Linked DNA regions of Homo sapiens: regions 2, 3 and 4 are each linked to region 1. A link is a contact called in ENCODE Hi-C or POLR2A ChIA-PET data. All regions are on one chromosome and are shown on one strand. Each heading gives the region's core, a stretch centred on a gene start or an enhancer-like site at or near the end of the contact. The rest is flanking DNA. Distances are from core to core; before and after follow the strand shown. Region 1 overlaps CFAP251 (cilia and flagella associated protein 251). Region 2 holds the start of HCAR3 (hydroxycarboxylic acid receptor 3). Region 3 has its middle 49 kb from the start of MIR9902-1. Region 4 overlaps CCDC62 (coiled-coil domain containing 62).

The links. Hi-C counts contacts between places; a loop is a spot of excess contacts on that map. ChIA-PET counts read pairs that join two places held with the same protein, here RNA polymerase II (POLR2A). Pooled maps may share reads with other maps.
Region 2: a loop to region 1 is called in a map of transverse colon, with 11 times the contacts of the local background. The contact joins the promoter of HCAR3 here to the enhancer-like site in region 1. A Hi-C loop is called at or near these places in 1 of 168 maps with a recorded cell type or tissue (transverse colon), 3 of 37 single-sample maps with no recorded cell type and 5 of 50 pooled maps.
Region 3: a pooled map shows a loop between it and region 1 (10-fold over the local background). The contact joins two enhancer-like sites. A Hi-C loop is called at or near these places in 2 of 37 single-sample maps with no recorded cell type and 3 of 50 pooled maps. POLR2A ChIA-PET finds 5 or more read pairs at or near these places in 1 of 52 experiments (activated T-cell).
Region 4: a loop to region 1 is called in a map with no recorded cell type, with 6 times the contacts of the local background. The contact joins two enhancer-like sites. A Hi-C loop is called at or near these places in 2 of 37 single-sample maps with no recorded cell type and 2 of 50 pooled maps. POLR2A ChIA-PET finds 5 or more read pairs at or near these places in 1 of 52 experiments (PC-9).

Annotation. Positions count from the first base shown.
Region 1 is chr12:121,989,764-121,996,061 of GRCh38, forward strand. The region is part of intron 19 of CFAP251 (cilia and flagella associated protein 251); the gene reads left to right. Among named protein-coding and RNA genes, the nearest start is that of BCL7A, 29 kb to the right of the region's middle. RefSeq lists enhancers at 1,272-1,321, 2,404-2,503 and a silencer at 5,260-5,554. Within about 2 kb of position 2,473, at least 13 of the 41 ENCODE cell types and tissues checked have a DNase peak (open chromatin) inside an H3K27ac peak, as active enhancers do.
Region 2 is chr12:122,712,416-122,718,710 of GRCh38, forward strand. HCAR3 (hydroxycarboxylic acid receptor 3) reads right to left here and starts at 4,396. Exons shown (of 1, transcript NM_006018.3): 1 at 2,341-4,396. The coding sequence starts at 4,322. The coding sequence ends at 3,159.
Region 3 is chr12:122,644,452-122,650,207 of GRCh38, forward strand. No RefSeq gene overlaps it. Among named protein-coding and RNA genes, the nearest start is that of MIR9902-1, 49 kb to the right of the region's middle. RefSeq lists enhancers at 2,692-2,761, 2,852-2,911. Within about 2 kb of position 2,485, at least 3 of the 41 ENCODE cell types and tissues checked have a DNase peak (open chromatin) inside an H3K27ac peak, as active enhancers do.
Region 4 is chr12:122,812,161-122,818,108 of GRCh38, forward strand. It overlaps CCDC62 (coiled-coil domain containing 62), which reads left to right. Exons shown (of 13, transcript NM_201435.5): 11 at 1,110-1,259. Among named protein-coding and RNA genes, the nearest start is that of HIP1R, 20 kb to the right of the region's middle. RefSeq lists a silencer at 77-252 and an enhancer at 1,438-1,517. Within about 2 kb of position 1,316, at least 2 of the 41 ENCODE cell types and tissues checked have a DNase peak (open chromatin) inside an H3K27ac peak, as active enhancers do.

The DNA.
Region 1 (6,298 bases), core at 1,223-3,722:
TAGAAAAGCAAACCTGCCCCCACCAGGAGCCTGCTTATAAAAACAAGGAATGGCCCCAGTTCAAATATATCGTGTTCCTCTCCATTTAATAGGGAGGTTGTAAAACTTAATTATAGAACATAATTCTAAGGACATCAATGGCTTCCTGAGGCTGACAGCAGGGATCACAGACCCAAAGGCCTGCGTCATCAATGACAGAGGCAGAAATAAGATGCTCTCGGGTGAGGGGACTCCAGCCCACCACCAAGAGGCCACCCTCATGTCTTGGGGCCTGGAGCAGTCGGGGCAACAGAGGCCCAGATGCTGTATGTCTAAATGTTTAAAAGTTACCAATCAAGCAACAAGCTGATAAATAAATATTCCCCCTTGACAGTTCAACCTTCAACATGAGCTGATTCAAAGTTCACACCCGAATGGGCAGCATGCAGGGCCAAGCCAAGCTGGGCCTGCCCCATGTGTCCTCCCAGCTCTGACCCCATCCCTGGCCACTGTGTGCATGGCATTCAGGAGGTGGACCCTTCTCTATACTCTCCAAACAGCAGCCCCGGGGCACCCTTCAGGCCTATGGGTGGGCAACACCAGGGGCACAGGTTGGCCTCAGGAGGGTGAGATCCCCATGGGCCCCGGAAGTGGGCTTAGGTTATGTAGGGGAGAGAAGCCTCGGGTTCAGGTACCCAGAGTGTGGTCTAGAATTGGGTGCATGGGCTCGGGGTGGGCACCTCCTCTGCACCCTCCTCCTCATGCTTGTTTCCCAGCATACAGTGTCTTCCTCTGACCTCCTACTGGCCAAACCCTTCATGGCTCTGCAGTAGGCCCACCTCTTCCAGGAAGCCTTCCCGAAGCCCACCTGGCTGAGAGCTCCTCCAACCTTTGATGATGTTCTCCTGCATCTTGGCACTGAATCTTCTAGAGCCACGGTAGCCAACCTTTTAAAATCAGTTGAGGGCACTTAAAAAAATACATCAGTATTTTTACACCTGATTTTTACACCTGGGCCCCAGCCTTGTGCAACAGAACCTAGGGGTGGAGTCTAAGCATGGACAGTTTTTAAAGCCCCAGGCAGCCAGGGCTGAGGACCTTGGCGATGGAGCCTGTTAGTTCGCTTTCCTTGTGTATATCGTCTCTTGAGCATCTCTTCACATGGCCCAGACCTTAATAGACACTGAATAAATATTTGCTGACCCCAGTGACTAAGATTGAAAACCAGAATGCAGAACTGTTCTAGTAATAATTGAGAGACTTGTATTTCATTGGCTTTGCACTAAACCAAATGCTCAGTAACTACTAGTAAATCGAGTAAAATTAACTAGGGCACTAAATGATTATTCTAAGCTTCTTGTGAGTTTCAAGAGAATTCTTTTTGTGGCCTCACTTGTGTCCACATTATTTACTTCATCATTCATTCATTCATCCATTCATCCATCTATCTATCCATTCAGTAAACATTTCTCTGAGCCTCTATAATGTGCCAGGCTCTGAACTAAGCTGCCGGGGAAATAGAGATGAAAGCTCTGGCTACAGCTTAATGGGGAAAACAGATGTGAGCCCAAAGAATTAGAGCGTGCACCGCAGCTGCCACCCATTATTACTCTCTACTGAAAGTCACAAGCTTGGGGCTGATTCATTTTGGCACCAGTATCACCTCCGTGAACCCCTGTGGTCTAAGAGCAGCAGTATTCAAAGTGTGGTCCCCAGACCAACAGGATTGACTTCACGTGACCTAGGGACTTACAAGAAATGCAAATGGTCAGACCCTATCCCAGACTCAGAAACCCCCCAGGTGGGACCAGCAGTCTGTTTGAACAAGACCTCCCGGTCATTGTGAAGCCTGACATGTCAGCGAGCCTTTGCCTTCCAGCCATGTTTCTCAAGCTTGGCTACGCATTCAAATCATTCGAATGAGAAGCTTCCAAAAATTTGGTCCCCAGACCAATTAAATCAGGATCTCAGCTGGTTGTGGTGGCTCATTCCTGTAATCCCAGCAATTTGGGAGGCCGAGGCAGGCAGATCACTTGAAGTCAAGAGTTTGAGACCAGCCTGGCCAACAGTAGGAACCCTGTTGCTACTAAAAATACAAAAATTAGCCAGCTGTGGTGGCGCGCGCCTGTAGTCCCAGCTACTTGGGAGGCTGAGGCAGGAGAATTGGTTGGACTCAGGAGGTGGAGGTTGCTGTGATCCGAGATCACGCCACTGGACTCCTGCCTGGGCGACAGAGTGAGACTATCATCTAAAAAAAAAAATCAGGTTCTCAGGGAATAGGATCTGGGCCTCAGAACTGTTTAAGCTCTCCAGGTGAATGGAATAAAGCCCCGCCTTAGCAGGCGTGAGAATGCCAATCAAAGGCCAGGCTGACTGACAACCACCAGTGCGTCTGGGCCGCTCAGCTAGGACTCCTGCTTCTCTCAAGCCATCTTCACACGGGGGCGTTCAGAACAAGCTCTGCGTTCTATTTCCAGCTCCGAGGTTCCTCTCCCAAGCATGAACTTTGTTCAGACAAGTAGCAGAACCTGCCTTTTCAACGAACACTTGCGAAGTCGGCTCAGGAAGGAAATGTCAGTGATGCCGAAGCTGCCAACTCCGTGCTTGTTGAGTAGTGATTCTTGATCAGTCATACGGGAAGAGAGAGTAAGAGGTGAATCACATGCTGAGTGGTTTGTGCTGTGAATGTTTGCTGAGCTCTTTGGAACTCTCTGGGTATGAGTAACTCAGGCCCTTATGAATTCCTTTTGTCGTCTTAGTCTCCTGTTCTGAACTGAGTTAAATCATATATTACATTGGTAATTTATATATATTTATATATATTATTTCTTTTTTTTTTCTTTTTCAGACAGGGTCTTACTCCTCACTCCTGTTGCCCAGGCTGGAGTGCAGTGGCACAATCACGGCTCAGTGCAGCCTCCACCTCCCGGGCTCAGGTGATCCTCCCATCTCAGCCTCCCAAGTAGCTGGGACTACAGGCACATGCGCCACCACGCCAAGCTAATTTGTTGTCTTTTTTGTAGAGACAGGATTTCACAGCCCAGGCTGTCTCAAGCTCCTAAAACGATCTACCCACTCCAGCCTCCTAAAGTGCTGGGATTACAGGCGTAAGCCACCCCACCCAGCCAAATTATAATTTATCTTATGTTATGATTACATGTATTGTAATTAGCAAGTGCATAGAAAAATATAATCACAAGAGCTCTCCCTCTCCCTCTCCCACTCCCTCTCCCTCTCCGTCTCCCTCTCCCTCTCCCTCTCCCCACGGTCTCCCTCTCATGCGGAGCCGAAGCTGGACTGTACTGCTGCCATCTCGGCTCACTGCAACCTCCCTGCCTGATTCTCCTGCCTCAGCCTGCCGAGTGCCTGCGATTGCAGGCACGCGCCGCCACGCCTGACTGGTTTTGGTGGAGACCGGGTTTCGCTGTGTTGGCCGGGCCGGTCTCCAGCCCCTAACCGCGAGTGATCCGCCAACCTCGGCCTCCCGAGGTGCCGGGATTGCAGACGGAGTCTCGTTCACTCAGTGCTCAATGGTGCCCAGGCTGGAGTGCAGTGGCGTGATCTCGGCTCACTACAACCTACACCTCCCAGCCGCCTGCCTTGGCCTCCCAAAGTGCCGAGATTGCAGCCTCTGCCCGGCCGCCACCCCGTCTGGGAAGTGAGGAGTGTCTCTGCCTGGCCGCCCATCGTCGGGGATGTGAGGAGCCCCTCTGCCTGGCTGCCCAGTCTGGAAAGTGAGGAGCGTCTCCACCCGGCCGCCATCCCATCTAGGAAGTGAGGAGCGCCTCTTCCCAGCCGCCATCACATCTAGGAAGTGAGGAGCGTCTCTGCCCGGCCGCCCATCGTCTGAGATGTGGGGAGCGCCTCTGCCCCGCCGCCCCATCTGGGATGTGAGGAGTGCCTCTGCCCGGCCGAGACCCCGTCTGGGAGGTGAGGAGCGTCTCTGCCCGGCCGCCCCGTCTGAGAAGTGAGGAGACCCTCTGCCTGGCAACCACCCCGTCTGAGAAGTGAGGAGCCCCTCTGCCCGGCCAGCACCCCGTCCGGGAGGGAGGTGGGGGGGTCAGCCCCCCGCCCGGCCAGCCGCCCCGTCCGGGAGGGAGGTGGGGGGGGTCAGCCCCCCCGCCCGGCCAGCCGCCCCGTCCGGGAGGTGAGGGGCGCCTCTGCCCGGCCGCCCCTACTGGGAAGTGAGGAGCCCCTCTGCCCGGCCAGCACCCCGTCCGGGAGGGAGGTGGGGGGGTCAGCCCCCCGCCCGGCCAGCCGCCCCGTCCGGGAGGGAGGTGGGGGGGGGGTCAGCCCCCCCGCCTGGCCAGCCGCCCCATCCGGGAGGTGAGGGGCGCCTCTGCCCGGCGGCCCCTACTGGGAAGTGAGGAGCCCCTCTGCCCGGCCAGCCGCCCCGTCCGGGAGGGAGGTGGGGGGGGTCAGCCCCCCCGCCCGGCCAGCCGCCCCGTCCGGGAGGTGAGGGGCGCCTCTGCCCGGCCGCCCCTACTGGGAAGTGAGGAGCCCCTCTGCCCGGCCAGCCGCCCCGTCCGGGAGGGAGGTGGGGGGGTCAGCCCCCCCGCTCGGCCAGCCGCCCCGTCCGGGAGGGAGGTGGGGGGGGTCAGCCCCCCTGCCCGGCCAGCCGCCCCGTCCGGGAGGTGAGGGGCGCCTCTGCCCGGCCGCCCCTACTGGGAAGTGAGGAGCCCCTCTGCCCGGCCACCACCCCGTCTGGGACGTGTGCCCAACAGCTCATTGAGAACGGGCCAGGATGACAATGGCGGCTTTGTGGAATAGAAAGGCGGGAAAGGTGGGGAAAAGATTGAGAAATCGGATGGTTGCCGTGTCTGTGTAGAAAGAAGTAGACATGGGAGACTTTTCATTTTGTTCTGCACTAAGAAAAATTCCTCTGCCTTGGGATCCTGTTGATCTGTGACCTTACCCCCAACCCTGTGCTCTCTGAAACATGTGCTGTGTCCACTCAGGGTTAAATGGATTAAGGGCGGTGCAAGATGTGCTTTGTTAAACAGATGCTTGAAGGCAGCATGCTCGTTAAGAGTCATCACCAATCCCTAATCTCAAGTAATCAGGGACACAAACACTGCGGAAGGCCGCAGGGTCCTCTGCCTAGGAAAACCAGAGACCTTTGTTCACTTGTTTATCTGCTGACCTTCCCTCCACTATTGTCCCATGACCCTGCCAAATCCCCCTCTGTGAGAAACACCCAAGAATTATCAATAAAAAAATAAATTAAAAAAAAAATAATAATCACAAGAATAATTACTGTCTGTTGAATGCTTGCTATGTGTTAGGCATTATGTTAAGCACTTTACGTACATAGTCTCAATAAGCTTCAGAAAAGCCCAATGCATACGTATTACTGTATTCCCTGCTTTTTCAAGATGAGGAAACTGAGGAGAAGGAATGTGAGTAACTCACTCAAGGTCATATAGACAGAAAATGGCAGAGCCAGAGTTTGAACCTAGGTCTATCATCAAAGATTGCTCTTTTAGCCCCAACCTCTACTGCCTCATGGTAAATAGTAGCATTCCTATGTAGTAATACTGTCAAAATTATATAGTGCAATATGCAAATAATTGCTACTGGATAGTGTTTTTTCCTACATAAAATTATACATGATTTAACAAGCAATTGTACATAGTATAAACTCAGTAAATGCTGTATATGAAACAGTGTTACCATTTACAGCTACTTTTATAATATCAATTATGTATCAATTACAGTTAATTTGTATCTGTAACCAATAATGTTATTTCAACATTCCTGGAATCTTGCCTTTTTTTTTTGAGACAGGTTCTCACTCTGGCCCAAGCTGGAGTGCAGTGGCACAATCAGGGCTCACTGCAGCCTTGGCTTTCTGGGCTCAAGCCATCCTCCTGCATGAGCCCCCCAGTAGCTAGGACTGCCACCACACCTGTTTTTAGATTTTAGTGGAGATGAGGTCTCATTATGTTGCCCAGGCTGGTCTCAAACTCCTGAGCTCAAGCCATCCTCCCACCCTGGCCTCCCAAAGTGCTGGGATTATAGGCATGAGCCACCATGCCTGACCTGGAATGTTGCATTGAGAATATGTGGCATCTCTGAAACTACTAGGTGATTACTTAGATACAGCGTTAAAGGAAAAAAGCAGGATGTAAAATTATACATATGATACCAGTTTTGTAAAAAATATGCATGTGTATTTTATATGCATAGAAAAAATAGGAAGGAAGTGCCCCAAATCTCACCGAAATTGTGATTGGATGGTTGGATTACAAGAGATTTTTATTTTTTTCTTGATACTTGAGGCCAGACCAAGATGTGAGGGTGAAGGGTACTTGAGATA
Region 2 (6,295 bases), core at 3,146-5,645, 720 kb after region 1:
GTCTCTACTAAAAATAGAAAAATTAGACAGGTGTGGGGGTGCATGCCTATAATCCCAGCTACGTGAGAGGCTGAGACAGGAGAATCGGTTGAGCCCAGGAGGCAGAGTTGCAGTGAGCCGAGATGAAGCCACTGCATTCCAGCCTGGGTGACAGAGCGAGACTCTGTCTCAAATACAGACCAAAAAAAAAAAAAGAAAAGAAAAGAAAAGAAAAGAAAAGAAAAGACAGGTGTCTGTAAGAAGAGGAGAGGACACAGAGGGGACCACCATGTGGTGACAGGGGCAGAGATTGGAGTGAAGCGTCTACAAGCCAAGGAAAGTCCAAGAGTGCCAGCAGTCTCCGAAAGCTCGGAGTGAGGCATGAAACATTTTCCCTTAGCCTCCAGATGGAACCAACCCTGCCAACACCTTGATTCTGCACTTCTAGCTTCTAGATCTGTGGGAGAATACATTTCTATTGTTCCAAGCCACCCAGCCACAGGAAATGAACATGCAGTCACCAACCTAATTCTCACCTCAGGGCCTTTGCACTTACCATTCCCTCTGCTTGGCGTGTCTTTCCCCCAGACTTTTGCATTGCTTTTCTGTTTAGTCATTCATGGCTCAGCTCAGGGTCAATGCCTCATAGAAGCCATCCCAGTCACCCCAGCCCCGGTTACTTTTTATCCCCATTGTCCCACTCCACCATAGTCATGACACCCATAGCCACCCCAAGGCTCCTTTTTATTCCTGCCTGTCTCCCCACTCCAAAAGTCAGCTCGATGAGAAGAGGACTGTGGCTGCCTTGTTCCTTGTTCTATCTCCACCACCCAGAACAGCGCCTGGCACACAGTTGGCGCTTAATACATAAAACTGATGGAATGAGGCTGGGCACAGTGGCTCACACCTGTAATCCCAGCACTTTGGGAGGCTGAGGCAGGTGGATCACCTGAGGTCAGGAGTTGGAGACCAGCCTGGGCAACACAGCGAAAGCCCATCTCTACTAAAAATACAAAAATTAGCCAGGCATGGTGGTGCACACCTGTAATCCCAGCTACTGGGGAGGCTGAGGTAGGAGAATCACTTGAACCCAGGAGGCAGAGGCTGCAGTGAACCCAGATCACACCACTGCACTCCAGCCTAGATGACAGAGTGAGACTCGGTCTCAAAAAAAAAAAAAAAACAAAGAACTGATGGAATGCCTGAATCAGTGAATGAATGTGAGCTGTGGAGGTCCAAACACCCCAAACCACCTCATCCCTTGAACGAATCCGCGTTTCACAACGAGGCTCCCCACTGACTCATGCCTCCGAGGCTGGGGAATCCCTATTTTCCTCTGAGCTCATCCCTGACATCTCTTCCTCTTTAAGGTGATCCTTGCTTTTGGCTTTTTACCTGTACATTGCTTGGTGATACAGACAAGCCAACTGCTCTGAAAGCACAGAGGTAATTCCAGAGCATCCACCTTTCTTCATTTACTGTCATTCACCCAGAGCTGGGAGCCTGTCTCTAAATTCCTTATCTGTGTTCATGTCAGGAGGTTGAAGCAAGCCTCGTCTTGCCAAATAATCAAGGACTGACAGAGTTAGAAATGAAAGCGTAACAGAAACTTGGACTGATCACAGACTCAAACCAGTACATCTCCTTTCCTTCTCCGAATTGGGAACTGAAACCATTCCATAGGAAGCTCGCTCTTCCCCCTCCTATGGAAAAATATCTGCCTGGCTTGATTCCCTTTTTATATTATTTATTATTATTATTTGAGATGAAGTCTTGCTCTGTCCCCCAGGCTGGAGTGCAGGCACACCACCTCGGCTCACTGCAACCTCCGCCTCCCGGGTTCAAGCAATTCTTCTTCTCCCAGCCTTCCCAGTAGCTGGGACTACAAGCGGCCGCCACCATGCCTGGCTAATTTTTCTTGTATTTTTAGTAGAAGTGGGGTTTCACCATTTTGTCCAGGCTGGTCTCAAACTCCTTACTTCAGGTGATCTGCCCGCCTTGGCTCCCCCAAAGTGCTGGGATTACAGGCATGAACCATTGCACCTGGCCTTGATTCCCTTTTTAATGCACAAATATGAAGAGCAATATTCACCAAACTCTAATAAAATGTAAGTGCTCTTGCAATCCTATCTGTACTATCCTTCCAAATTATTTTTAATCCCAGCTCTTTCTATCTTTGTTTAGACACAGGTGTAATTTCTGCTTAGTTGTTTCATGATGTAGCTCAGTGTCTGTGTCTCTTTCTTACTTTGCAGTGTGGAGTAGTTTTCTACCAGGACAAAGTTAACAACCCATAAAGGTCTCTGCTTAAGTAAGAAGTCCATTTCTGTGAACCATAACCCAGATATAGCAACGCCAGACTGTCTCCTATCAAAATTTATTGAAATGGTAGATTTTTGGTAAGTACAGAAACACAAGCGAAGGAACCAGGAGGAACGTGCACCCCTCTACCCGTGGGGCAGAGGCACGTTTCCCTTTTAATGGTAAAAGCAAACAGGTGGGAAACAGCTTTCTATCCTGAAGCCGTTTTAACTGTTCAACCCTTAGATTACTATAAACAAGAGAGGAATGGATTGCATTAGTCGCTGGTTGAAAGCAGCAATGCCATTTCCTTTCCCATAATAACACTGTTTAGCTCAGTCCCTTCTGGGGCTAATCCCCTATTACACCCACCGGAAACACAGATACTAACCAAAGCATGTGAGTCTCTTCCCTGAGTCCATTTCTGCTAAAGATTGTCTGAAAGATGAATTGGTCCACGGAAGCCAGGTGACCTACTGGCTTGTTTAATGATGCCTGGGCTTCCTCCAGGAACAACACAATTCCCTCCAATCTCAGCTCTCCTTATCCCTGCTAGAGCTCACAAGCAGGCTAGATATCACCCCAGGAGCTGAGCCCCCTCCAGTCTGAGGCAGATGTGGGAAGAAGGCCAACAAGTCACAAGTAGATCTCTGGCTCCAACTCTGCTCAGCAGAAACGCCTACAATTTGCCCATCTTCAGTCCTGCGAGCGTCAGAGATGAAGCAAGTTTCAGATGCCTAGAAGCTTTACTCTCTGTTCCTCCAGGATTCCTGCGGTCACACCTTGCAACCAGTCTCCCACTCATCTGCCACAGTTTCCCTAAATCAGATTCTCTGAATCTGGAAGTTCCAGGAAATCTTAGGCCGAGTCCAGTGACATTACTCGATGCAACAGCCCAACTGTTTCTCCAGAGATGCTGGTTCTTGGTGACAATGTCCCTTCTTGGAATGGTTATTTGAGGTTGGGCCCAGATAAGAGGGGCTCCATGGCTCACCGGAGTTGGCGATTAACGCCTCTGGAGCGCCTCTGGTTTTGTTGGGGTCCCCTGTGAGCTCGACGCTCGTGCTGCGGTTATTATCTGGCTCACCTGTTATCTTCCTCTGGAGGCAGCGGTTGATCAAAGTGGAGAAGAAGTTGGGAAAGGATGGGCTGGAGAAGTAGTACACCACGGGGTCCAGCATGCTGTTCATGTAGGTGAAGCTGAGAGTGATAAAGAACGCCAGGTCCACCGAGCGGTACACTTCACAATTCTGCGTGCCCGAAGTGTGCAGGAGCCAGAAGATGTGGATCCGCACAACCACGCTGGGAAGGAAGCAGATGACAAAGACGATGGCCACCACCATGATGAAGGTGATGGCTCTCTTGATCTTGGCATGCCGGTCCATTTGTCTCTGCCGCAGGCTCCAGATAATTCTGGCTGAGCAGAACAGGATGATGCCCAGGGGCAGGAAGAACTCCAGGAGGAACATAGCTTCGTGCCACCGGAAGGTATGGCAGATGCTGAAGCTGATGCACACATTTGCAGTGCCATTCTGGATCAGCAACTTCTTCTTCAGGAGGTGGACTGTTAGGCCAACAGTGATGCCCCACAGAAGGCAAGAGATGATGGCTGCTGTCCAATTGGAGATCTTGTTCAGGGCGTGGTGGGGATGGACCACCCGGAAATACCTGTCTACCGCCACCACCGTGAGGAATATGATGCTGCCCTGGCGGTTCATGGCAAACATGAAGAGCACCAGCCGGCAAGGGATGTCCCCAAACTTCCAGTCTGAACGCCGCACATAGTAGTCCATCACGAACGGCAGGCAGATGATCAGTAGAAAGTCAGCTACTGCCAGGTTGAACAGGAAAATCCGGCTGGATTTCCAGGACTTGAGGTGGAAACAGAAAATCCACAGGGCAAGGCCATTGCCCAGAAGCCCAAAGATAAACTCCAGCCCCAACACCGGCGGCAACACCTTGGCAATGAAGTCATCTCGGAACACACAGCAGTTCTTCTTGTCTATTTCCAGAAAGTGATCCTGCAGATGGTGCCGATTCATGAGTGCAGCTAGTGAGTCCGATGGAGCGCCTCGCCTAGTGAATGCTCCAGCAAAGTGGCGTGTGTCTGTATGGTGAACGTGTGGTTCCGTGCCTGCCTTTATGTCATGTCAGGGTGTTGAAATAGATGACTGAATGGTTATCAGGAAACTACGAAATCTCTAAAAAAAAAAAAAAAAAAGCCAGCAAGGCTCTTATGCAACCTGCTGTTTGCATAAACAAATAATAAAAATCCCCTGGGCATACAGGAACCCACCAAATGTCTTAAATGTAAAGGATAAGTTTAGGCAAGCTGACTGTCATTCGAAAATCAGTGAAACATGAAGGACATCCCTTTGGAAGGCTGGGTGCTTGTATGCCAACTGAGTACTCAACGTTGCAGAATTAATTCACCGTCATCTGCTTGGCTGACATAATTAACAAAACAACAACAATAGCAATAATAATTTTTGGTGCCAAACAGTGAGGTTTTCCAGAAACACTAAGAATTAGCATGAAAAATTAACAGGCATATGACATAAACAGTAGCAGGCATATGATTTCTTTTGGAAATGCTGAGAAGACAGTAGTTGCCTGTTTGATGAGGACAGACTGGTTGAATTTGACCACTTTTCCTATGCTACCTTTCTGTACAAACATGGAGTGCTTTTCCATATCAGAACTCTGCCATTCATCTCCAGTTAGGAAAAAAAAAAAAGCCTGCTGGAGAGTGTAATATTTCATAAGATGTTTGAAAACTTGAGCCCAGTTTCAGTGGCATGTTAAAATAAGTTGGGTTTTTTGTTTGTTTATATTAGATTTTGATATGCTTCTGTGCTCAAGTGATTTAAGTATGTGATTTCTTTTTTTTGCAAACTTTGAATTAATGAGAAAAGGATTCATGAGGCTAGTTGTAAGCTGTAGCAAATCGGGTGTACTTTGTGCTACAAATTTGTTTTTCTGTGTCGCTCTGCATGAAGAGGGGTACCTTAGGATAGAGCATGGGGTTAGTACCCCATAAGCTGTCTGTTCTAGACAGCCCAGGAAACTGGTCAGTAAGAAAGTTGGTTGCAGGTCCCTGAAACAAACAAAAAACTGGATGAGGTCTCTAACTTGTTTTATGTCCTTGGGACCTTAGGATGTGATTTTTTTTTTTTGAGACAGAGTCTCACTCTGTCACCCAGGCTGGAGAACGGTGGAACAATCTCAGCTCACTGCAACCTCCGCCTCCCAGGTTCAAGCAATTCTTCTGCCTCAGCCTCCTGAGTATCTGGGACTACAGGCGTGCGCCACCACGCCCAGCTAATTTTTTGTATTTTTAGTAAAGACGAGGTTTCACTGTGTTGGCCAGGCTGGTCTCGAACTCCTGACCTTGTGATCCACCCGCCTCGGTCTCCCAAAGTGCTGTGATTACAGGCGTGAGCCACTGCGCCTGGCCGTGATTTTTTTTTTTTAATGAACTTTATTTTTTAGGGCAGTTTTAGATTCACAGCAAAATTGAGCAGAAAGTACGGACGGTCCTGTGCACTCTGTCTCCACACACGCAAAACCTCCCCCACTAAGTATGTGATATTTTTAAAGCCCCCATTTTTGTAAAATTAAACTTAGAGTGACAGGACCTAAGAGGACATGGAACCCTGCCTTGTAGCGGGACACCATTGCACACATTGTTTCTCTGCTTGTCAGTGCGATTGGGTGTCATCCTATAGAATGTTTTCTCCCTTTAATATTTTGGTCTTATGAATTCTTCCATGCAGGAGACTTCTAAACTATGTTGCTTCTACTTTGAGTTATATAATGTAAATTTCTTCCTTTTTTTTTTTTTTTCTTTTGAGATGGAGTTTCACTCTATCGCCCAGGCTGGAGTGCAGTGGCTCACTGCAACCTCTGCCTCCTGGGTTCCAGTCATTCTCCTGCCTCAGCCTCCCAAGTAGCTGAGACTACAGGTGCCCGCCACCGTGCCTGGCTAATTTTTGTATTTTTTAATAGAGATGGA
Region 3 (5,756 bases), core at 1,235-3,734, 650 kb after region 1:
GCCCAGGCCAAACTCCGCCTCATTCCCCCAGTCAATGGCCTGATGGCCTGTAGGCATGCCAGTGTCTGACTATGTGCTCTTCCGCCAGCGTGCTACCCTCGATGTCCTCTCGATGTCCAGCCACCTGTGTCTGCCTGCTAGGGTCTCGGGGTTTTATTTTATTTTATTTTATTTTGAGATGGAGTCTCGCTCTGTCGCCCAGGCTGGAGTGCAGTGGCGCGATCTCGGCTCACTGCAGGCTCCGCCTCCCGGGTTCAAGTCATTCTCCTGCCTCAGCCTCCTGAGTAGCTGGGACTACAGGCGCCCGCCACCACGCCCGGCTAATTTTTTATTTTTGTATTTTTAGTAGAGACGGGGTTTCACCGTGTTAGCCAGGATGGTCTTGATCTCCTGACCTCGTGATCCGTCCGCCTCAGCCTCCCAAAGTGCTGGGATTACAGGCATGAGCCACAGCGCCTGGCCGGTCTCGGGTTTTTATAGGCACAGGATGGGGGCATGGGGGGCCAGAGTAGTCATGGGAAATGCAACATTTGGGCGCGGAAGGCAGGAGTGCCTGTCCTTACCTAGGTCCGTAGGGGTGGAGCCCTAGCCAGTTACCACACCCTCCTTTACCCAGCATTTCCCTTCCCCCCTTCCATATCATTTAAAGGGACCACGCTCTTCCCCTCCCAGCACTCCCATATCAGTGCAACCACTATGGAGAAGTTTGGAGGTTCTTTAACAAACTTAAAATAGAGCTACCATATGATCCAGCAATCCCACTACTGAGTGTATACCTAGAAGAAAGGAAATCAGTATATGGAAGAGATAGCTGCACTCCATGTTTATTGCAGCCCTATTCACAATAGCTAAGACTTGAAGAGACCTAAGTGTCCATCAACAGATAAAGAAAATATGCTACATATACACAATGGAGTACTATTCAGCCATAAAAAAGAATAAGGTCCTGTCATTTGCAACAGCATGGATGAAACTGGAGGTCATTCTGTTAAATGAAATAAGCCAGGTACAGAAAGACAAACTTCACAAGCTCTCACTTATTTGTGAGAGCTAAAAATTGAAACAATCGAACTCATGGAGATAGAGAGTAGGATGGTTACTAGAGGCTGGGAAGGGTAGTGGAGTTGGGGGAGGAGGGGGACGTGGGGATGGCTAATGGGTACAGAAAATAGAAAGAATGGGCGGGGCACGGTGGCTCATGCCTGTAATCCCAGCACTTCAGGAGGCCGAGGCGGGTGGATCACCTGAGGTCAGGGGTTCAAGACCAGCCTGGCTAACATGGTGAAACCCCGTTTCTACTAAAAATACAAACAATTAGCTGAGCGTGGGGGCACGTGCCTGTAATCCCAGCTACTCGGGAGACTGAGGCAGGAGAATCGCTTGAACCCAGGAGGCAGAGGTTGCAGTGAGCTGAGATCACGCCATTGCACTCCAGCTTGGGCAACAAGAGTGAAACTCCGTCTCAAAAATAATAATAATAATAATAATAAAATAGAAAGAATGAATAAGACCTGGTATTGATAGCACAACAGAGTGACTATAGTCAACATAATTTAATTGTACATTTTAAAATAACTAAAAGAGTATAACTGAATTGTTTGTAACCCAAAGGATAAATGTTTAAGGTGATGGACACCCCATTCACCCTGATGAGATTATTACGCATGGCATGCCTGTGTCAAAATATCTCATGTATCCCATAAATATATACACCTACTATGTACCTAAAAGTTAAAAATTAAAAATTAACAACAAAAGGCTGGCACGGTGGCTCACAGCTATAATCCCAGCACTTTGGGAGGCTGAGGCAGGTGGATCACTTCAGGTCAGGAGTTTGAGACCAGCCTGGCCAACATGGTGAAACCCCATCTGTACTAAAAATACAAAAATTAGCTGGGCGTGGTGGCGCGTGCCTGTAATCCCAGCTACTGGGGAGGCTGAGGCAGGAGAATTGTTTGAACCTGGGAGGCGGAGATTGCAGTGAGCCAAGATTGCACCATTGCACTCCAACCTGGGCAACAGAGCAAGACTGTCTCAAAAATAAATAAATAAACAAAAATACAAATTAACAACAAAAAAAAAGACTCTCTGGTCAGACTTTTTCACTCCCTGTCTTGTATCCGGGATACAATTCTCTGCACGTTTCATGCTGTTTCAAGTCTTTGCTCCCCTTCCCTCTTTGCCTAACTAACTCCCACTCCCTCTTTATGACATGATAGTTACTTAATATCCAAGTTCCTGGAATTGCTTGAAACTGTCTCATTTAATATGAATATACATATATGTAGGAAGCATTAGGACATTCCTTATATTCAAAGAGCTAATGTAATGAATCAGGAGGAAATGTTATTACCTCAAAACCAAATGATTGTCAACTCATGTTTTCTGATGTTATTTAGGTAGGCTTGGTAACTTGGTTATATCTTAAAAGGGTACATTACTCATAACCCACATTATATTTCATACCTCAAAAGAAGAAGTGGTAATTTACAAAACTTCATCCCTCCCCCTTCCCCGTGGTGCCATGTGCTTGGCAGTTGGTGTTTTGGTCAGATCTAAGAAAAGTTTCATCATCAAGCAGTATGAACACATGTGCCGGTGAATCTCTGTCTCCCTTTTTTTTAATGACTCATAACCGGCCACAGGGTACCACATTTAGGGTGACAGCTCTACCATTCACGAGTTTGGCATGTAAACACAAGATCCCCACGTGCAGATCTATTGATGGGTGGTCTTTTCTCAGAAAGGTACATTCTTCTGGCTCGGTCTAGATTACCGGTGGGATTTTTCTATGTTTCATTTTTACTTCTGTGCTTTCGGAAGGACAAAGGGAAGCTGACAGCGAGGGTGAAATGAAAACGTAAGTGATAAGGGTTGTAAGAAACAATGAAAAAGATGTTTTTTGTTGGCTTTTTTTTTTTTTTGGAGATGGAGTCTCACTCTGTCCCCCAGGCTGGAGTGCAATGGCGTGATCTTGGCTCACTGCAACCTCCACCTCCCGGGTTCAAGCGATTCTCCTGCCTCAGCCTCCCAAGTAGCTGGAATTACAGGCATGTGCCACCACACACGGCTAATTTTTAGTAGAGACAGGGTTTCGCCATGTTGGCCAGGCTGTTCTTTAACTCCTGACCTCAAGTGATCCACCTGCTCTTGGCCTCCCAAAGTGCTGGGATTACAGGTGTCAGCCACCATGCCTCGCCAAAACAACAGAAGTTTATTTTCTCATAGTTCTGGAGGCCAGAAGTCAGCAATCAAGCTGCCAGCAGATCCACACTCTCTCCAAAGTCTCTAGGGGAGGATCCTTCTCTGTCTTTTCCAGGCATCCCCTGGCTCATGGCCACGTCACTCCAATCACTGCTTCTGTCTTCATGTGGACTTCTTCTCTGTCTGGCCTCTTCTGTCTCTTCTAAGGACACTGTCATTGCCCACCCTAATCCTATATGATCTCATCTTGATCCTTATCTTAATTCCATCTGCAAAGACCCCATTTCCAAATAAGGTCACCTTCTGAGGTTCCCGGAAGACATGAATTTAGCAGAGGGCACTCTTCAACCTTCAACCTACTACAACCTCCTTTCTCAATTTCCACTGCTTCTGCCTTTGGGTGAAGTATAGAATCCTTTAAATAACAGTGTGCTTTCTGTGTAGTTATTGATTAGAAATAATCTGGCCAGACACAGTCGCCCACGCCTGTAATCCCAGCACTTTGGGAAGCCAAGGTGGGAAGATTATGCGAGCCCAGGAGTTTAAGACCAGCCTGGGCAATATAATGATACCCCATCTCTAATAACAATGATGATGATAATAATAATAAATAGAAGTAATAATCATAAGTTTTACTGAAGTCAACTAACATACAGAAAAATACAGAAATTATAATAGACTTTCATGAAGTCATCATGCCCGTGTGACAACACTCAGATCAGGTAACAGAACATTCCCAGTATAGATTAGGAATCATATTATTTCCATGTTTTAGTTTTTAAAAATTATAGTAAAATAGGCCGGGCACGGTGGCTCACACCTGTAATTAATCCCAGCACTTTGGGAGGCCAAGGCAGGTGGATCACCTGAGGTCAGGAGTTCGAGACCAGCCTGGCCAACATGGCAAAACCCCGTCTCTACTAAAAATACAAAAATTAGCTGGGCATGGTGGCACATGTCTGTAATCCCAGCTACTAGGGAGGCTGAGGCAGGAGGATTGCTTGAACCTGGAGGCTGAGGTTGCAGTGAGCCGAGATTGTGCCACTGCATTCCAGCCTGGGCGAAAGAGTGAGACTGTCTCAAAAACAAAACTTATAGTAAAGTATACATAAAATTTGCCGTCTTAATAACTTCTAAGTGTTCAGTCCAGTGGCATTAAATACATTTATTTTCTTATACAATCATCACTACCATCCATCTCCAGTTCGATCTTGTGAAACTGAAACTTTGGACCCATTAAACACTGACTCCCCATTCTTCCTCACCCCAGCTCCCGGCAACCACCATCCTACTTTCTGTCTCTGGATTCAACTAATCTAAGGACCTCGTATAAGGGGAATCATGCAAGATTCGTCCTTTTGTGACTGGCTTATTTCACTCAGCATAATGTCCTCAATGATCATTCATGTTTGCAGTGTGAGCCAAAATGTCCTTCCCTTTCAATTTTGTTTATTTTATTTGTTTTTTCTGAGAGAAACTCACTCTGTTGCCCAGGCTGGAGTGCAGTGATGTGATCTCAGCTCGCTGTAGCCTTGACCTCTCAAGCTCAAGAGATCCTCCCACCTGAGCCTCCCAAGTAACTGGGGCCACAGGTGCACACCAGCATGCCTGGCTAATTTTCACATTTTTTTTGTAGAGACAGGTTTTTGCCATGTTGCCCAGGCTGGTCTCGAACTCCTGGACTCAAGCGATCTGCCTGCTTTAGTCTCCCAAAGTGCTAGGATTACAGCCACTGCACCTGGCCAGAATGTCCTTCCTTTTCTTTTCTTTCTTTCTTCCTTTTTTTTTTTTTGGAGACGGTGTTTCACTCTTATTGCCCAGGCTGGAGTGCAGTGGCATGATCTCGGCTCACTGCAACCTCTGCCTCCCGGGTTCACGTGATTCTCCTGCCTCAGCCTCCTGAGTAGCTGGGATTACAGGCATGCGCCACCACACCTGGCTAATTTTGTATTTTTAGTAGAGACGGGGTTTCTCCAAGTTGGTCAGGCTGGTCTTGAACTCCCGACCTCAGGTGATCCACCCGCCTTGGCCTCCCAAAATGCTGGGATTACAAGCGTGAGCCACCACGCCCAGCCGTCCTTCCTTTTCAAGGCTGAATAATACAGAAACCGTAGTTTTTTGAAAGGTGATCAAAACCTCCTTTGGATTTTTATGGGTAAGTCTTTAATAATTTTCATCCCTGAATATAATTAATAAACAACATGTGCTTTTATTTCCTTCCTGGTAACACACAGAACAATAATTAAAAATTTCCTTTTATTTATTTAATAAAGACAGTGTCTTCCTATGTTGCCCAGGCTGGTCTCAAACTACTGGGCTCAGTCTTAAAGTGCTGGGATTACAGGCATGAGCCACCGTGCCTGGCCAACAATCTGTGTTTCTTTAGTGTTTTCTTCCTTGATAGTCAAAGATGTTAGTTGTTTAGGTTTTTAAACGAGAACCTAGCCCTCTGCCTGGGGCCTTGAGGTTTTAGCAATGTTACTCAATCTCGTGTACTTTTTTTTTTTTGAGATGAAGTCTCCCTCTGTCGCCCAGGCTGGAGTGCAGTCGTG
Region 4 (5,948 bases), core at 66-2,565, 820 kb after region 1:
GGCTGGGTGCAGTGGCTCACGCCTGTAATCCTAGCACTGTGGGAGTTCGAGGCGGATGGATCACTGGAGGTCAGAAGTTCAAGACCAGCCTGGCCAACATGGTGAAACCCTGTCTCTACTAAAAATACAAAATTAGCCAGGTGTGGTGGCGGGCAACTGTAGCCGCATCTACTCGGGAGGCTGAGGCAGGAGAATCACTTGAACCCGGGAGGTGGAGGTTGCAGTGAGCTGAGGTTACACTATTGCACTCCAGCCTAGGCAACAAGAGCAAAACTCCGTCTCAAAAAAAAAAAAAAGAGGCCGGGTGCGGTGGCTCACACTTGTAATCCCAGCACTTTGGGAGGCTGAGGCAGGCAGATCACGAGGTCAGGAGATTGAGACCATTCTGGCTAACGTGGTGAAACCCCGTCTCTACTAAAAAATACAAAAAAAAATTAGCCAGGCATGGTGGTGGGTGCCTGTAGTCCCAGCTACTTGGGAGGCTGAGGTGGGTGGAGCTTGAAGTGAGCCGAGATGATGCCACTGCACTCCAGCCTGGGTGACAGAGCGAGACTCCGTCTCAAAAAAAAAAAAAAAGAAAGAGAGAGAGAGGGAGGGAGAGAGAGAGAGAGAGAGAGAGAAAGAAAGAAAGAAAGAAAGAAAGAAAGAAAGAAAGAAAGAAAGAAAGAAAAGGAATGAATTTAGTTATTCTTATTCTACTATTTGATGTCCAGCTTTGCTTTGTAACACCTAAAGACAAAGAAATATTCACAGGTGATCGGGTGTAGTGGCTCACGCCTATAACCCCAGCACTTTGGGAGGCCGAGGCAGGAGGGTAACTTGAGGCCAGGAGTTCAAGACCAGCCTGGGCAACATAGTGAGATCCCACCTCTACCAAAAAAAAAATTGCTCGGTGTGGTTGCACACACCTATGGTCCCAGCTTTTCAGGAGGCTGAGGCAGGAGGATCACTCGAGCCCAGGAGCTTGAGGCAATCAGCTGTGATTGTGCCACTGCACTTCAGCCTGGGCGTCAGAGCAAGAGAAAGAAAAAAGAAAACAATATTCCTAGGTAGTTAGCATTTGTGTTTGTAAACCTAAGCATTTAAAGGTGCCTCTTAATTTCCTGTAGGCTTCAATTGTGTTACCCTCCCAGGATGATTTCTCGCCCACGAGCAAGCTCCAGCGTTTGCTGGCGGAATCTCGTCAGATGGTGACGGACCTGGAGCTGAGCACACTGCTGCCCATCAGCCATGAGAATCTCACTGGCAGTGCCACAAATGTATGCGTTTCATTTTCTCTTGACTATATTTGTCACATCCAAACACACCACTGAACACCAGTGTGCAAATATCACCGGCAGGGCGGCCTTTCTGTTAGAGGGAGAGTTTCTGTGTCTCTAGGGAGGAAAGGGAACATGCTTGTTTTAAGGAGGAAAAAGTTACACTTAGATGTCACTGGACCCAAACTTCCTCTTTCTAATGATCTGGGGCATATGAAGATAAATTCTTGGGGACTTTTTTCTTGGAGGGGGCGGGTACAGAGTTTTGCTCTTGTCGCCCAGGCTGAGGTGCAGTGGCACGATCTCAGCTCATTGCAACCTCCACCTCCCGGGTTCAAGTGATTCTCCTGCCTCAGCCTCCCAAGTAACTGGGACTAAAGGCCTACTCTACCATGCCCGGCTAATTTTTATATTTTTAGTAGAGACAGGGTTTCACCATGTTGGCCAGGCTGGTCTCAAACTCCTGATCTCCAGTGATCCACCCACCTTGGCCTCCCAAAGTGCTAGGATTACAGGCGTGAGCCACCACGGCCAGCTGGAAATGTTTTAAAAAACCAAATTTTATTATAGAAAGTTTCAAGGCCGGGCGTGGTGGCTCATGCCTGTAATCCCAGCACTTTGGGAGGCCGAGGCGGGTGGATTACCTGAGGTCAGGAGTTCAAGACCAGCCTGACTAACATGGAGAAACCCCGTCTCTACTAAAAATACAAAATTAGCCGGACATAGTGGCACATGCCTGTAATCCCAGCTACTCGGGAGGCTGAGACAGGAGAATTGCTTGAACCCCGGAGGTGGAGGTTATGGTAAGCCGAGATTGTGCCATTGCACTCCAGCCTTGGCAATGAGCAAAGCTCCACCTCAAAAAAAAAAAAAAAAAAAAAAGAGAGAGAGAAAGAAAGAAAGAAAATTTCAAATATGCACTGAAGTGGAAAGAATGGCACGGTCACTCACCTTTGACCACCATCGATTTTATCTTACCCCATCCATACACGTTTTCTTTGGAAGCATTTTAGCTCAGCATCATATCATGTCACTCATAAATATTTCATGATCATGATGTCTCTCTAACAGATATGGACTTTTAATTTTTTTTTTTTTTTTTTTGAGACTGAGTTTTGCTCTTGTTGCCCAGGCTGGGGTGCAATGGCACGATCTCAGCTCACTGCAATTCTCTGCCTCCTGGGTTCAAGCAATTCTCCTGTTTCAGCCTCCCAAGTAGCTGAGATTACAGGCACCTGCCACCATGCCTCACTAATTTTTGCATTTTTATTAGAGACGGGGTTTCACCATGTTGACCAGGCTGGTCTCGAACTCCTGACCTCAAGTGATCCACCTGCCTTGGCCTCCCAAAGTGTTGGGATTACAAGCATGAGCCACCCTGCCCGGCCTAATTTTAATTTTGTGTATTTATTTATTTTTGAGACAGCATCTTCCTCTGTTGCCCAGGCTGGAGTGCAGTAGCTATTCGCAGGCGTGATCACAGCTCACTGCAGCCTCAAATTCCTGGGCTCAAGCAATCCTCCCACCTCAGTCTCCCAAGTAGCTGGGACCACAGGCACGCACTGCCATGCCCACTCTGTTTGCCAGGCTGCTTGAACTCCCGGCCTCAAGTAATCCTCCTGCCTCAGCCTCCCAAAGTGTTGGGACTATCAGCATGAGCCACCATGCTCAGCTTATTTATTTGTTTTTTAGAGACAGTCTTGCTCTGTCACCCAGGCTGGAATGCAGGGCCAACTTGAACCTCCAACTCCCAGGCTCAAGTGATCTTCCCACCTCAGCCTCCTGAGTAGCTGGGATTACACGTACACGAAACCACACCCAGCTGATGTTTTTATTTTTTGTAGAAACAGGGTCCCACAATGTTGCCCAGGCTGGTCTCAAACTCTTGGGTTCAAGCAATCCTCCTGCCTCAGCCTCCCAAAGTGCTGGGATTATAGGCGTGAGCCGCTGTGCCTGGCCTGGCTTTTCTTAACAGTGTCTTTTAAAAAGCGAAATTTAAAATTTTGATTACTTCCAACTTAACAGGTTTTTTTTTTTCTTTTTTGAGACGGAGTCTCGCTCTGTCGCCCAGGCCTTGGTGCCAGTGGCGCGATCTCGGCTCACTGCAAGCTCCGCCTCCCGGGTTCACGCCATTCTCCTGCCTCAGCCTCCCGAGTAGCTGGGACTACAGGCGCCCGCCACCACACCCGGCTAATTTTTTGCATTTTTTGGTAGAGACGGGCTTTCACCGTGTTAGCCAGGATGGTCTCCATCTCCTGACCTTGTGATCCGCCCGCCTCAGCCTCCCAAAATGCTGGGATTACAGACGTGAGCCACCACACCCAGCCTATTCTAGTAGTTTTTTTGTAGATTCCTTAGGATTTTCTACACAATCATGTCATTCATGAATAGAGACAGTTTTATTCCTTTTTCCAATATTTATGCCTTATTTCATTTTCTTCCCTTACTGCTCTGGCTAGGACCTCCAGATGAGTGTTGAATAGAAGCAGGGGAGCAAACATCTTTGCCTTATTTCACGAAATGCTCTCTGATGGCAATTCTTGCTTAGTCCTTCAGATTGGTATTTTGTTAGATTCAGAGTTCCCTGGAGCAGTTTCTATGTGCCGCGAATAGATCCAAAACTAGAACATTAATCATTTTAGAATCAAGATGCTCACTGCCATGAGCCTAAACAGGTAGTTGCAGAGATTACCTTAAAGCAGAACAGGATCCAAAACTAGAAATTTTTCAAAGTATACCATGTGTGCCATATAAACTTTTCAAAGTGGAAACCGTGATGGACTCTGGTGTTTCCTAGGAAGATTTCTTCTTCACAAGCTGTCTCTGAGGCATTAGTGAAGCGTTGCATTTATATTGGGGCAGAGGAAGGTTTTTAATGACAAAACTATTTTGGTGCTTAGCTATCCCTTTAAATGTATGCAGTGAGGCTGCTTCTTCCCCTGTGTCTGGGGAGAACCTTTATGACTTTTCTAGTCATTCTTTGGCAGCTATTTCTTTAAAATACATTTTTTTAATTGAGATATAGGCCAGCCATGGTGGCTAATGCCTGTAATCCCAGCACTTTGGGAGGCCAAAGCAGATGGATCACTTGAGCCAAGGAGTTTGAGACCACTCTGGGCAACATTGAAAAACCCCACCTCTACAAAATAAAAAATTTTTTTTAATTAGCTGGACACACTGCCATGCACCAGTAGTTCCAGCAACTCAGGAGGCTGAGGTAGGAGGATCACTTGATCCTGGGAGGTCAAGACTGTGGTGAGCCATGATCTTGCCACTGCATTCCAGCCTGGGTGACAGAGTGAGACCCTATATCAAAAAGAGAGACAGAATTCACATTTTATTATTTACATACAATTCACCCTTCTAAAGTGTACAATTTGGTGGTTTTTTTTAAATCATATTAATAAAATCGTGCAGCCACTACCGCTATCTAATTCTAGAATATTTTAATCACCCCAAAAGGAGACCCCACATCCACAGCCACTGGTTACCACAATCTACTTTCTGTCTCTATGGATTTGTTGGACAGATAATTTTAATCAGAATTTGTTGACTAGAATTCATGGGATCCATGAACTTTGATGGAATAAAGATTACATGCCAGTTTATTTTTATTTTTAAATTTTATTTATTTATTTATTTATTGTTTTGAGACAGAGTCTTGCTCTGTCACCCAGGCTGGAGTGCAGTGGTATGATCTTGGCTCACTGCAAGCTCCACCTTCCGGGTTCACACTATTCTCCTGCCCCAGCCTCCCAAGTAGCTGGGACTACAGGCACCCGCCACCACGCCTAGCTAATTTTTTTTTTTTTTTGGATTTTTAGTAGAGATGGGGTTTCACCATGCTAGCCAGGATGGTCTTGATCTCCTGACCTTGTGATCCACCCGCCTCGGCCTCCCAAAGTGCTGGGATTACAGGCATGAGCCACCATGCCTGGCCTATTTTTTTATTTTTATTTTATTTTTGAGATGGAGTTTCACTCTTTCCTCCACTTCCTGGGTTCAAGCGATTCTCTTGCCTCAGCCTCCTGAGTAGCTGGGATTACAGGTGTGAGCCACCATGCCTGGTTAATTTTTTGTATTTTTAGTAGACAGAGTTTCACCATGTTGGCCAGGCTGGTCTCAAACTCCTGACCTCAAGTGATCCTCCCAACTTGGCCTCCCAATGTGCTGGGATTACAGGCGTGAGCCACTATGCCTGGCCCAAATTCACGTTTTCCAAACAAGCATTATAGCAACAGATGTCTCCTCCTTGTCCTCGTGGCTTCAGGTTGTTCTCTCAACCTCTTTGTTAGGGTTTTATGTCAAATTCCTGAGATATAATCAATCACTCCCTCATTTTTGTCCTGCTAGTGTAGCTCTGTGTGTGTGTGCCTGCACATGTGTGTGTGTGCATGCATGCGTGTGTGTGTGTGTATCTGCCTCCATCAGAGTGCACGTCAGGTAGCCAACAGGTGACTGCGTCCATGACTCCTGCTCACTGTGAACGCCTCAGGACCCTTCTCCACCTTGGCACCCTGGCTGCAGCACCCAGCATCTGCCACAGGCGGTCTCAGGGCCTACCTTGAATGGAACTGACAGGAACATGCAGAAAAAAGAAAAAGCTGGCCAGGTGCAGTGGCTCACACCTATAATCCCAGCACTTTGGGAGGCCGAGGTGGGAGGATCACTTGAGGGCAGGAGTTCAAG